Regions from separate parts of the Homo sapiens genome. Here region 2 is linked to region 1. Evidence: chromatin contacts called from ENCODE Hi-C or POLR2A ChIA-PET data. All regions are on one chromosome and are shown on one strand. Each heading gives the region's core, a stretch centred on a gene start or an enhancer-like site at or near the end of the contact. The rest is flanking DNA. Distances are from core to core; before and after follow the strand shown.

Evidence for each region. A loop is a pair of places that touch in the nucleus more often than their neighbours do. ChIA-PET counts read pairs that join two places held with the same protein, here RNA polymerase II (POLR2A). Pooled maps may share reads with other maps.
Region 2: a loop to region 1 is called in a map of CD8-positive, alpha-beta T cell, with 8 times the contacts of the local background. The contact joins the promoter of BAIAP2L2 here to the promoter of TMEM184B-AS1 in region 1. A Hi-C loop is called at or near these places in 44 of 168 maps with a recorded cell type or tissue (CD14-positive monocyte, CD4-positive, alpha-beta T cell, CD4-positive, alpha-beta memory T cell and 27 more), 26 of 37 single-sample maps with no recorded cell type and 37 of 50 pooled maps. POLR2A ChIA-PET finds 5 or more read pairs at or near these places in 6 of 52 experiments (CD4-positive, alpha-beta T cell, GM12878, HepG2 and 3 more).

The regions. Positions count from the first base shown.
Region 1 is chr22:38,229,360-38,234,185 of GRCh38, reverse strand. It overlaps TMEM184B-AS1 (TMEM184B antisense RNA 1), which reads right to left and starts at 2,866. Exons shown (of 2, transcript NR_186700.1): 1 at 2,771-2,866; 2 at 1,938-2,138. TMEM184B (transmembrane protein 184B) reads left to right here. Exons shown (of 9, transcript NM_012264.5): 4 at 2,852-2,942; 5 at 3,442-3,517. It also overlaps the pseudogene RN7SL704P. RefSeq lists an enhancer at 4,472-4,826.
Region 2 is chr22:38,106,774-38,111,943 of GRCh38, reverse strand. It overlaps BAIAP2L2 (BAR/IMD domain containing adaptor protein 2 like 2), which reads left to right and starts at 1,260. Exons shown (of 14, transcript NM_025045.6): 1 at 1,260-1,469; 2 at 2,736-2,811; 3 at 3,603-3,689; 4 at 4,031-4,092. The coding sequence starts at 1,419. PLA2G6 (phospholipase A2 group VI) reads left to right here. Exons shown (of 17, transcript NM_003560.4): 17 at 1-449.

The DNA of each region.
Region 1 (4,826 bases), core at 1,617-4,116:
TCACTTTGGCTGTGGTTACTCAGGGCCACCAGATACAAAGGGAGGGAACAAGACCCCACCTCTCAGAGGAGGGGTGTCAGCATCACGAGGTGTGGCAGTCTAGAAAATGCAACCGTCGGCCGGGCGCGGTGGCTCACGCCTGTCATCTCAGCACTTTGGGAGGCCGAGGTGGGCGGATCACCTGAGGTCAGGAGTTCAAGACCACCCTGGCCAACATGGTAAAACCCTGTCTGTACTACAAATACAAAATTAGCTGGGTGTGGTGGTGTGCGCCTGTAATCCCAGTTACTCCAGAGGCTGAGACAGGAGAACCACTTGAACCCTAGAGGTGGAGGTTGCAGTGAGCCAAGATCGTGCCACTGCACTCCAGCCTAGGGGATAGAGCGAGACTCTGTCTCAAAAAAAGCAAAAACAAAAAACAAAAACAACAAAAAAAAATACAACCATCATGATATAGCTGGACCCGGCTTAGAATGGACACGGTCATTGTGCTTGGCCTTGTGAGGTTTTGAACAGAGGTTACTGGCAGGCTGACATCAGGTTTGGCTTAATGCCCACCCCTTTCCCTTTGCCCCATAGTTCTTGCTGGTGAAGAGTCATCTGGAGATTGGTGGAGACTTGTCTGTCCTGAGACATCCTGAGCTGCCTCCAGCACAGGCAGGCAGTACACACAGCCCTCAGCCCTGTCTAGGGGCTCCTGGCCCTGCAGGCAGCAGATAGACGGTAATGGTCGTGACAGCCAACACCCAGCGCAGTGAGCCCCGGACACACTTCTGAACACTTTCATGCTCACGCCTCACAGCCACCTGCCAAGTTGGTGCTCCTGTGATCCCCTTTGATAGATGAGGAAACTGAACCCAAAGAGGCTCACACACATCGCATACCTCTGCTGTATGTGTGTGAAGGGTGAAGGGACAGTCACAACAAGGCGTGGTCAGTGCTGGGGGACATATACATGGGGATGCCACCTGGAGATGGGAGCCCTTAATGGATTAGGGCAACCGTGAGTAGCATAAAATGCCGCAAATGTGTTCCTTTCCAAATCGCTGAAGGCCAGCTTTGCCTAAAAAACATCACCAGGGCTTTCCACGCTCCAGTTCAGTCAGTGAAACTGTTGTGGTGTGCCCCGTGTGTGCCATGAGTGGCACCTGTGTCCTGAGGAAGGCGAGAGGGGGAGACCAGTCATTGTGACACAGGGTGGGAAGTGTCTGCAAATCAGGTTCCGTGGGTAGGAGGGCACTCACCTCCACGATGGTCACCGGGGACTTGTCACACTGGGTGCCATCCCAGCTGGGGTTGATGGATCCTGAGAGTACAGCGGGAAGGGTGCTAGAACCTCTGGGATCTGGGAGTGCAGAAGCACCGAAGGATAAGAGAACCTGCTCTGGGGAGAAGTGCAGCATTAGTGCTGCTCGGGAGTGGCGGGAGCTTGGGCAGGGACCAGGTCACCCATTGAAAGATCAAGTGCCAAGCTGGGCGGCACCAGGGAGCCTAAAAGGACTCTGTACTGCAGGGGCTGGCGGGGTCAGATGAGAAGAAGCCCTCTGGCTGGAGGGCCACCGTGGCTCCCTCGACCTGTTCTGACCCTGTTCTGCCCCTCCCCTTGGCCTTGTGCCTTTACTGGATGCCCATCCTCATTCCCATGTCCTCACCCTGGCTCTTCCTCTTGCGTTCTTTCATTTTGGGTACCGTCTGCTGCACCCCTTCCCCCGCCTTCTCCACACTCTCCTCCATCCTGGCATGTCCATTTGCCTCTAGCACCCTGCAGGCAGCAGCCTTCATTTTGCTGACCCAGAAGGAACCACCTGACCAGGAGACCCGTTACAGCGTGTTGCTGTATTTATAGCATCAACATTTACAGCAGACTTGCTGTGCCATCACTCCCGGTGGCAAATTTTGGGTCTTTGTGGAGATGTTGAGCCGAGTCCCAATTTAGAATGAGCAGCCCAAGCTTCCCAAGGTTTTTACTGTGTTCTGTGTGCTGCCGTGTGCTTTGTTGTAGCTCATAGTGCTGTGCGTATTCCGGATACCGCTACAGGTTGTTGACTGGATGAAGGTTCTTCCCTCTCACTCCTGCTTGGAATTTCTCCCAAGATTTTCACAGAGACTGTTTTGTTGTTATCTTATAAAATTGTGACCTGTAACACACAAGTATGTAAGACAAATATTTATTTATAAATACATTAGAGATGAGGTCTCGCTATGTTGCCCAGGCTGGAGTGCAGTGGCTGTTCAGAGGTGCGATCCCACTCTGGAGTTTGACTTGCTCTGTTTCCAACCTGGGCTGGTTCACCCCTCCTTCGGCAACCTGGTGATCCCCCACTCCCAGGAGGTCACCGTACTGCTGCCAGACTTGGTGCAGACACCAGATCAGTGTAGCACACTACAGCCCAGAACTCCCAGACTCAAGACGTCCTCCTGCCGCAGCAGTAGCTGGGACCACAGGCGCATGCCACTGCGCCCGGAAAAACTAATAAAGGCAATACTGTTTCGCCCCAGGGTCGACACTGCCAGCCCTCCCAAACCTCCTGAGTACCCACCCTTACCTCAGCCTCCTCTGGCCTCCCCACATAACCCTGAACTCACGACAGTCCCTTCATAGTATTACGCCAGTGCAGGGGTGCATCCCGGGATAAGATAATTTAGGTGTGCCGGGTTTTGAACTTAGGAGTGGGAGGTCAGATGTCTGTGTTCTTGACGGGCTCCTTTTGCACAACCTTATGTCCCCCAGCCTCCTCCCTGTTGCCACACACAGCTGTGGCTCTTTCACCTCCATTGCTGTTTAGAATCCCAGCATCTGCGGACCCATTCTGCTGATTTGACTGGTTTCTCCTGGACACTCTCTTCGCAGCCTTGGTCATCTATAATTTCCTGAGCCTGTGCTATGAGTACCTAGGAGGAGAAAGTTCCATCATGTCGGAGATCAGAGGAAAACCCATTGAGTGAGTATGGAGTCTTCCCAGAGCCCTAAACCACCCCGTTTCCTGGGCCTGGTGTACCTCGAGCCGTCCTGGCACCAGCTGGACACAGACCATGTCTGCCCGTGACCTTGACCTGCTGTGCCTCACCACATTTCCTGAGCAACGCCATTCTTCTGGGCGTTTTAGGAGGGCCTCTGCGGCTCAGTCTTTCTCTCTCTGTCTCTTCCTGTCTCAGTCTTAGTGCTTTCCTGTCTGTTTCTGCCTCCTGCAGTTTTTACATTCAGAGCTCTCCAAGTTGGTTTGTCACCCCAGGGCCAGTGCAGCCCTGTGTCCCTCCGCCTATGGCATGTGCGGATGCCCTGCCATGCCTCTCCCTGTGCTTGGCCTCGGGTTCAAAGTCTGCCCAGAATGTGTGCCCCAGCTCGTCTGGATGGGTGGGAGGGCGGCCTTCCCCACCCCACTGTTCCCAAGTCCTGGCTCTTCACTCACTGCCACTGCCTGCTATGCTTGTCTCTTCCAGGTCCAGCTGTATGTATGGCACCTGCTGCCTCTGGGGAAAGACTTATTCCATCGGATTTCTGAGGTTCTGCAAACAGGTGTGTGCCCCCAGCAGCTGCCTAGCTCAGGAGGAGCAGGGCGGGGTCTGGGAGGCCCTGCCGTGGGCTGCCCTGGGCCCCACCTTAGAGGTCCCCTTTCCTATGAGGCACCCCAGGCCCCCAGCACCCACCCCCCGAAGCTGTTAGGCAGATACCACATTAGCAGGGTGTGCTTGGAGGGGCAGCGACCGACATCCTGGGAGTGTCTGTTGCACTGTGGGCAAGAGCTGATCCCAGACTCTTGCTCGTGTGACCAAGTCTCAGTGTGTGTGAAAATCAGAAGAAGTGCGTGGGGATTCTAGAACCTCCATTTGAAAACTTCTCATCAGCTGCAGCTAGGGGGCAGGAGGGTTTTGGCATTAAAGACACACGCCAGAACAGGCCTCTGCCGTCTCTTCGTCTCTCCCTGCATTTCCTGGTTGGCAATCCAGCCGCTCTAGCTTCCTGGGCTGACTTCCCTGTGGTCTAGAGTAGCCTTGGCAGTCCAGCCGCTCTAGCTTCCTGGGCTGGCCTCCCTGTGGTCTAGAGTAGCCTTGGCAATCCAGCCGCTCTAGCTTCCTGGGCTGACCTCCCTGTGGTCTAGAGTAGCCTTGGCAATCCAGCCGCTCTAGCTTCCTGGGCTGGCCTCCCTGTGGTCTAGAGTAGCCTTGGCAATCCAGCCGCTCTAGCTTCCTGGGCTGACCTCCCTGTGGTCTAGAGTAGCCTTGGCAATCCAGCCGCTCTAGCTTCCTGGGCTGGCCTCCCTGTGGTCTAGAGTAGCCTTGGCAATCCAGCCGCTCTAGCTTCCTGGGCTGACCTCCCTGTGGTCTAGAGTAGCCTTGGCAATCCAGCCGCTCTAGCTTCCTGGGCTGACCTCCCTGTGGTCTAGAGTAGCCTTGGCAATCCAGCCGCTCTAGCTTCCTGGGCTGACCTCCCTGTGGTCTAGAGTAGCCTTGGCAATCCAGCCGCTCTAGCTTCCTGGGCTGGCCTCCCTGTGGTCTAGAGTAGCCTTGGCAATCCAGCCACTCTAGCTTCCTGGGCTGACCTCCCTGTGGTCTAGAGTAGCCTTGGCAATCCAGCTGCTCTAGCTTCCTGGGCTGACCTCCCTGTGGTCTAGAGTAGCCTGGGTGGGGGCAGTGTGGTGGGGTCGCTCAGTGTGTGGGCCTGGGTGTCTGACCATCTGAGCCTGATTTCCAGCTTTTCCTCTGACTCTGTGACCTTGGATAATTGGCTTACCCTCTCTGAGCTTTAGTTTCCTCCACTGTAAAATGAGTGTAATGATACTCCTCTCTAGAGATGGTTGTGAGGATCAGATGAGGTCATGGATGTA
Region 2 (5,170 bases), core at 11-2,510, 120 kb after region 1:
AAAGTCTAGAGCCCCCTTTGGCCCCTTTCCCTGACTGTCAAGGACAACTGACTCCCCCATCAGCTCAAACATTAAGGGTACCCGGGCACAACCGTACCCCTGCCCCCAGCCCCAGCCTCCCTGAGGGCCTGCCGGGCTGCCTCTGCCCCAGCCCCCAGCAAGGGCACTCCCAGGCTTCCTGGTGGGTGCAGCCCACTCCCTCTGCCCTCTGCTCCGTTCCCTGGGGGCTGGGACTAAAGAAATGGGTGTCCCCCACCCCATCAGCTGGGAAAGCCCAGGCCGCAGGAGTGGGATGCCCGTTGGACTTTGCCCCTCACACTGGCCCAGCCCCTCACACTGCCCCACCCCGAGAACCCTCAGCTCTCAAAGGTCACTCCTGGGAGTTTCTTCTTCCCAATGGAAGTGGCTTAAGAGCCAAAACTGAAATAAATCATTTGGATTCAAGTTCACCTGTGTTGTGTGTGCAGTGGTGTGAGATCCACCTGTTCCCCTGACCCCCGGCTCCCCTCGGCCTTGACCCTTGGCCTTGACCGGACTTTTCCTTTGTACCCGGACACTCTGTTTTCCAGGATCCCTGGGCAGGGACACCTCCTCTTTCCTCTAGGCCTCCCCTAAACCGGCCCTTAGGGTATGCAGAGGCAGCTGCCAGGCCCACATACCCCCGGCAGGCCCAAGGAGGGCCACAATCTTCAACTTCATCTTGGAGGACCAGGGAGAGCCCCATTTGTCACCCAGAGAGGCCGGGGACTCCGCGTGGACAGGCAGCGCGTGTGCAGGGCCGAGGTCTGCCCAGGGCTGGGCAACTCCAGCGTTTGTGCTGCTCCTGCTCCGGCAAGTGGAGGAGCTGGGCGGGCCAGAGCGGCTGTGGGAGCCAAGCTCAGAGGGCGTGGCCCCACTGTGAGCCGCAGGCCTGAGGACAGTGAGAAGTAAAGCGGCGTTCCCCTCCAGGGGCTGCTGCTGCTGGGTCTGGCAGAGAGAGTCCTGGGGGAGGGCATCGGGCAGCGCCCGCCCAGTAAGGTGGGCAATGCCTGGTATAGGCAGGTGGGAGGGCGGGGCCCCCCAGGGTTGGGGTCCTTGAGGAGGGGGTGACCCAGGAGGGGGCTCATCCACATGGGCACTTGTATCAGCCCACAGCTCCAAGGGGTGAATAATTGAAGGGCAGGTCACACGAGCCTGCCCGGCACAGGATGCCTTCCCTGCCGGATCTGGTTACGCCCCAGATCACATTCTGACATCCCGAGTTGGTGAATAATTAAGCTGCCACTCCTCTGAGGCAGGCCTCCATCTCCAGGTCCCTCTCCGAGGCTTCCTCGCTGCCAGCTGAGTCGTGGGCACCTGAGGGACTACCTACCACTGCTCCCGGCTGTGCCATCGCCACCAGCTCCCAGCCTCCTGCTCAGACCCGGGACAGCCCCTCCATGGCCCCCGAGATGGACCAGTTCTACAGGTCCACCATGGCCATCTACAAGGTGAGCACATGGGTGGCCAAGCCAGGCCTGAGCCCCTCCTCCCAGGGCACAGAAATCAGGCCCGCTCTGGAGGACGGAGGGCCAGCCGGGGCTACAGATGTCCTGGAAAGGGAAGCCTGGAGCCAGGCTGGGCCAGGGGTGGGTACGGGGGTAAGGATCCCCGAGAGCACTCAGCCATACAGCGGGAACCCCCAACTCCCAGATGCTGGACAAGGCAGGAGGGAGCCCAAGGCCCAGGGTGGGGAGAGTTGAGTCTGGATGAGAAGGGCCTGGCTGCCCGGCCTGGGAATAAAGAAAGACCCTCCCTCTCTCTCTCTGTCTCTCCCTCTCTCTCTCTCTCTCTCTCTCTCTCTCCCTCTCTCTCTCCCTCTCTCTGTCTCTCTCTCTCTCTGTCTCTCTCTCTCTCTGTCTCTCTCTCTCTCTCTGTCTCTCCCTGTCTCTGTCTCTCTCATTTCTGAGCCCCTCAGACTTCCTACTTCACCCCCGGGGGGTTGTTGCAGCCGCCACAGACATTTATTGAGCGCCTCCTGTGTGCAGGACCCTTTCACCTGGAGGCCTCACACCACCCACCTGTGAGGTGGAAAATGACCACCCTGCTTGATAGATGAGAAAACTGAGACCAAAGAGGTTAAACAGCTCATTCAAGGTCACGGAGGGAGGAAGAGGTGCTGCTGGGATTTGAACCGAGACCCAAGTCCAAGTCCAGGCCCAAGTCCAGGCCCGTCTTCACCATCCGGGGAGCTCTCTGCCCGGCCCCAGCCCGAGGAGGCCCACACTAATCCAGCCACAGCCTTGCCCATGGGGGGCTGTTCTCGGAGGAGGGCGAGAGCTGCCCTTGCCCCGGGGGTGACTGTTGGCAGCCCCAGGCGTGTAGCCCGGCAAGGCCTGGACACAGGGCAGGGCTGAGCCGTGCCCAGTGGGGACCACAGCAGGCGGGCCAGCTTCTGCCCAGCGGGAGGAGGAGAACCTTCCAGGTGCACCATCTCGGGAGGCACCTCGGTCCCGCCAGAGCAGACGTAAGCGGGAGCTGGCTGTGAGGGGACCACAGCTTAGAACAGGACCCCAAAAGATGGGCTCTGAGGTCCCTGCAGCCAAGAGCCAGGATTCTGGGTGAGCCTAGGTTTGTAGATGGGCCCCCCAAAGTCTGGGGCTTCTCACTGGGCTGGGGGTGCCCTGTCCCTGACGCCTGGTGACTTGACTCCATCCGTGGTTCCTTCTCGCTCCCCCATCTCTACACCTTTTTCCTCCCCTGACCCTGGGGTCCAGAGCATCATGGAGCAGTTTAACCCCGCCCTGGAGAACCTGGTGTACCTGGGCAACAACTACCTGCGTGCCTTCCACGGTGAGTGCCTGCCCGGGCCACCGAGCCCCAGCCCTGGGCCTCTGCTGTTCCCACCCACCCAGGCCCCTCCCAGATTCTCTGCATCCCACACCTGTTCATCCTCAACCCTACACCCTCCTACCCACCACCCTCACCCTCACACCTCTGCAGCCAGAGAGGCCTTATGCACCCCCACTCTCCTGTGCCCACGCACCCCAGTCCACACCCAGCACCCCTCATTGCCCCCTCCTTCAGGTGCCTCCAGACACTCCCATGATGCAGTACCAGGCCCTGCAGGCCCACACAGCCCCAGGGCAGCCCCTGACAGTGCATACATTTCTAGGCGTCACCTGGATGCCACCAGCTGAACCCACCCCTATACTCAGTCCCACCTCTGCACCCAGGCTCACACAGCAGCTGGCTTCCTCACTTCAACTGGCCACCACCCACACACCCTGCAGCTGGCCTTGACATTCACTCGGTCCCCGTGCAAACCCTTGTACCCGTCCGCTGTGGCCGCTCATACCTGCCAATAGCACCCCACTACCCACCAGTGCTGATCAACCCTGAACCTCAGGGCCTCCCATCCCCCTGCTTCTTAGATGCTTTCCACGCCACCTCCCTGCCCCCAGCCCTCACCTTATGCCCCTGCACCTGAGTTTCACAGCTCAACTGGTCACACCCTCCTCAGGGGCACACACAGATGCCCACACCCCACCCAGGACAGACACAGTCCCCTCCAGATGAAAAGAGCCTCCAGAAGGGTGGGGCAGAGGCAGGGCTGGACCAGACCTGTCCCTTCTGGTCCACAGCTCTGTCCGAGGCGGCCGAGGTCTACTTCAGTGCCATCCAGAAGATTGGGGAGCGTGCCCTGCAGAGCCCCACCTCACAGATTCTGGGTGAGGCTCCCCCTCCACAGCAGACCCCATTCTTGGGCCCTCCTTTTGCACCCTTGCCCTTCCAGGATGTCCCGAGTCCCTGACACAGGCCTTTCAGCCCAGGGCCCAGAGCCAGACTCTTGTTCTGGGGCCCAGGCTCCCCGCCACCACTCCCTGCCGGGCTGCTCCCAGGCTGGGACACACATGGCCTGGCTCCCAGAGAACCATATGGGAAGTTCCCGGACTTTGGTCCCAAAATCCAGTCTCGGGCAGGCCCTCTGTTGGCTTTCAGCGGAAGAGGGTGGTGGGTGGGCGGGGCAGGCTGCCACACACCAAAGCCACAGCTGCATCCATGCCTCCAGGGGAGATCTTGGTGCAGATGTCTGACACCCAGCGGCACTTGAACTCTGACCTGGAGGTGGTGGTGAGTATCAGGCCCCAGGGCCTGGAGGGGTCACTCGAGGAAAGTGGGCTATGTTCCAAGGAGAGGGCCCAGCCTACCAGATGCCCTTCCCAGGGAGGATGACCGTGGCTGCCCTTCCCAGCACCCGGCTCTGTGGGGCACGGTTCCCTGCAATAGTCGTTCAAGCCTCTAGCAGCCCTAGGAGGCTGGTGGCATTTCTGCCTCCATTTTATAGAGGAAGAAACTGAGTCTCAAAGAGCTAGTCATTGCCTGAGATGCCAGAGTGAATGGAGGCCCAAGGAAGAGAAAGGTCCTTTCACTGCAGCCCTCCTCACTGCAGCCTCCCAGGGAGCAGCCACATGGACCTGACCATGTCACTCCCAGGAGCAGAACCGTTCCACGGCCCCACTGCCCGTAGAACTGAACACAGGCTTCTCAGTGAGGGGTCCCTGGCTCTGTCGATCCAGCAGCTTCTCCTGACACCCCCAACACAGCCCAGCCCCCCGGAAGAGTGGGCCCTCTGCTGGTGTCCCCGCTGCGGGGCTGCTGTCCTGCTGTCCTCTCAGCCTAGAGCCACCGGTCCCTCCCCCTGCCGTCCAGTTGGGAAGCAGCTGTCCCCTCCTTCCCAAAGCCTCCTCTGACTCCCTGGGGCAAGTCCAGTCACCCCTCCCCCTGGACTCCAACAGATGATTCTGTCCGTTCTTAGCTCGTGGTGGGTTCAAAGCCCAGCTTCACCAGTGACTAGTTTTGTGACCTTGGACTCTATGCCTCCACTTACCTATCTGAGGAATGGAGAGAATCATAATAACTGCCTCCCAGGGTTCTTGAGAGGATGACGTGAATTAATAAGCATAAACCGTTTGCCCTGGCCCCTACTTACTGCCCCTGGATACCTTAGCTATGATAACCAGAAGTTAACTCACCTGCCCCTATCCCTCCCAAGACTGGGAGCGCCGCAGAGCCTTCCTTCCTCTCCGTAGCTCCAGGGCCTTCCGCCAAGCAGGGCTTCAGTGACACAGGGGAAAGAAAAGAGCTGAGGGAGTCAGCTTGGCTAGATGGAGAGAAGAGAGGGCTTTCCAAGGGAGCATGGCAGCGGGCT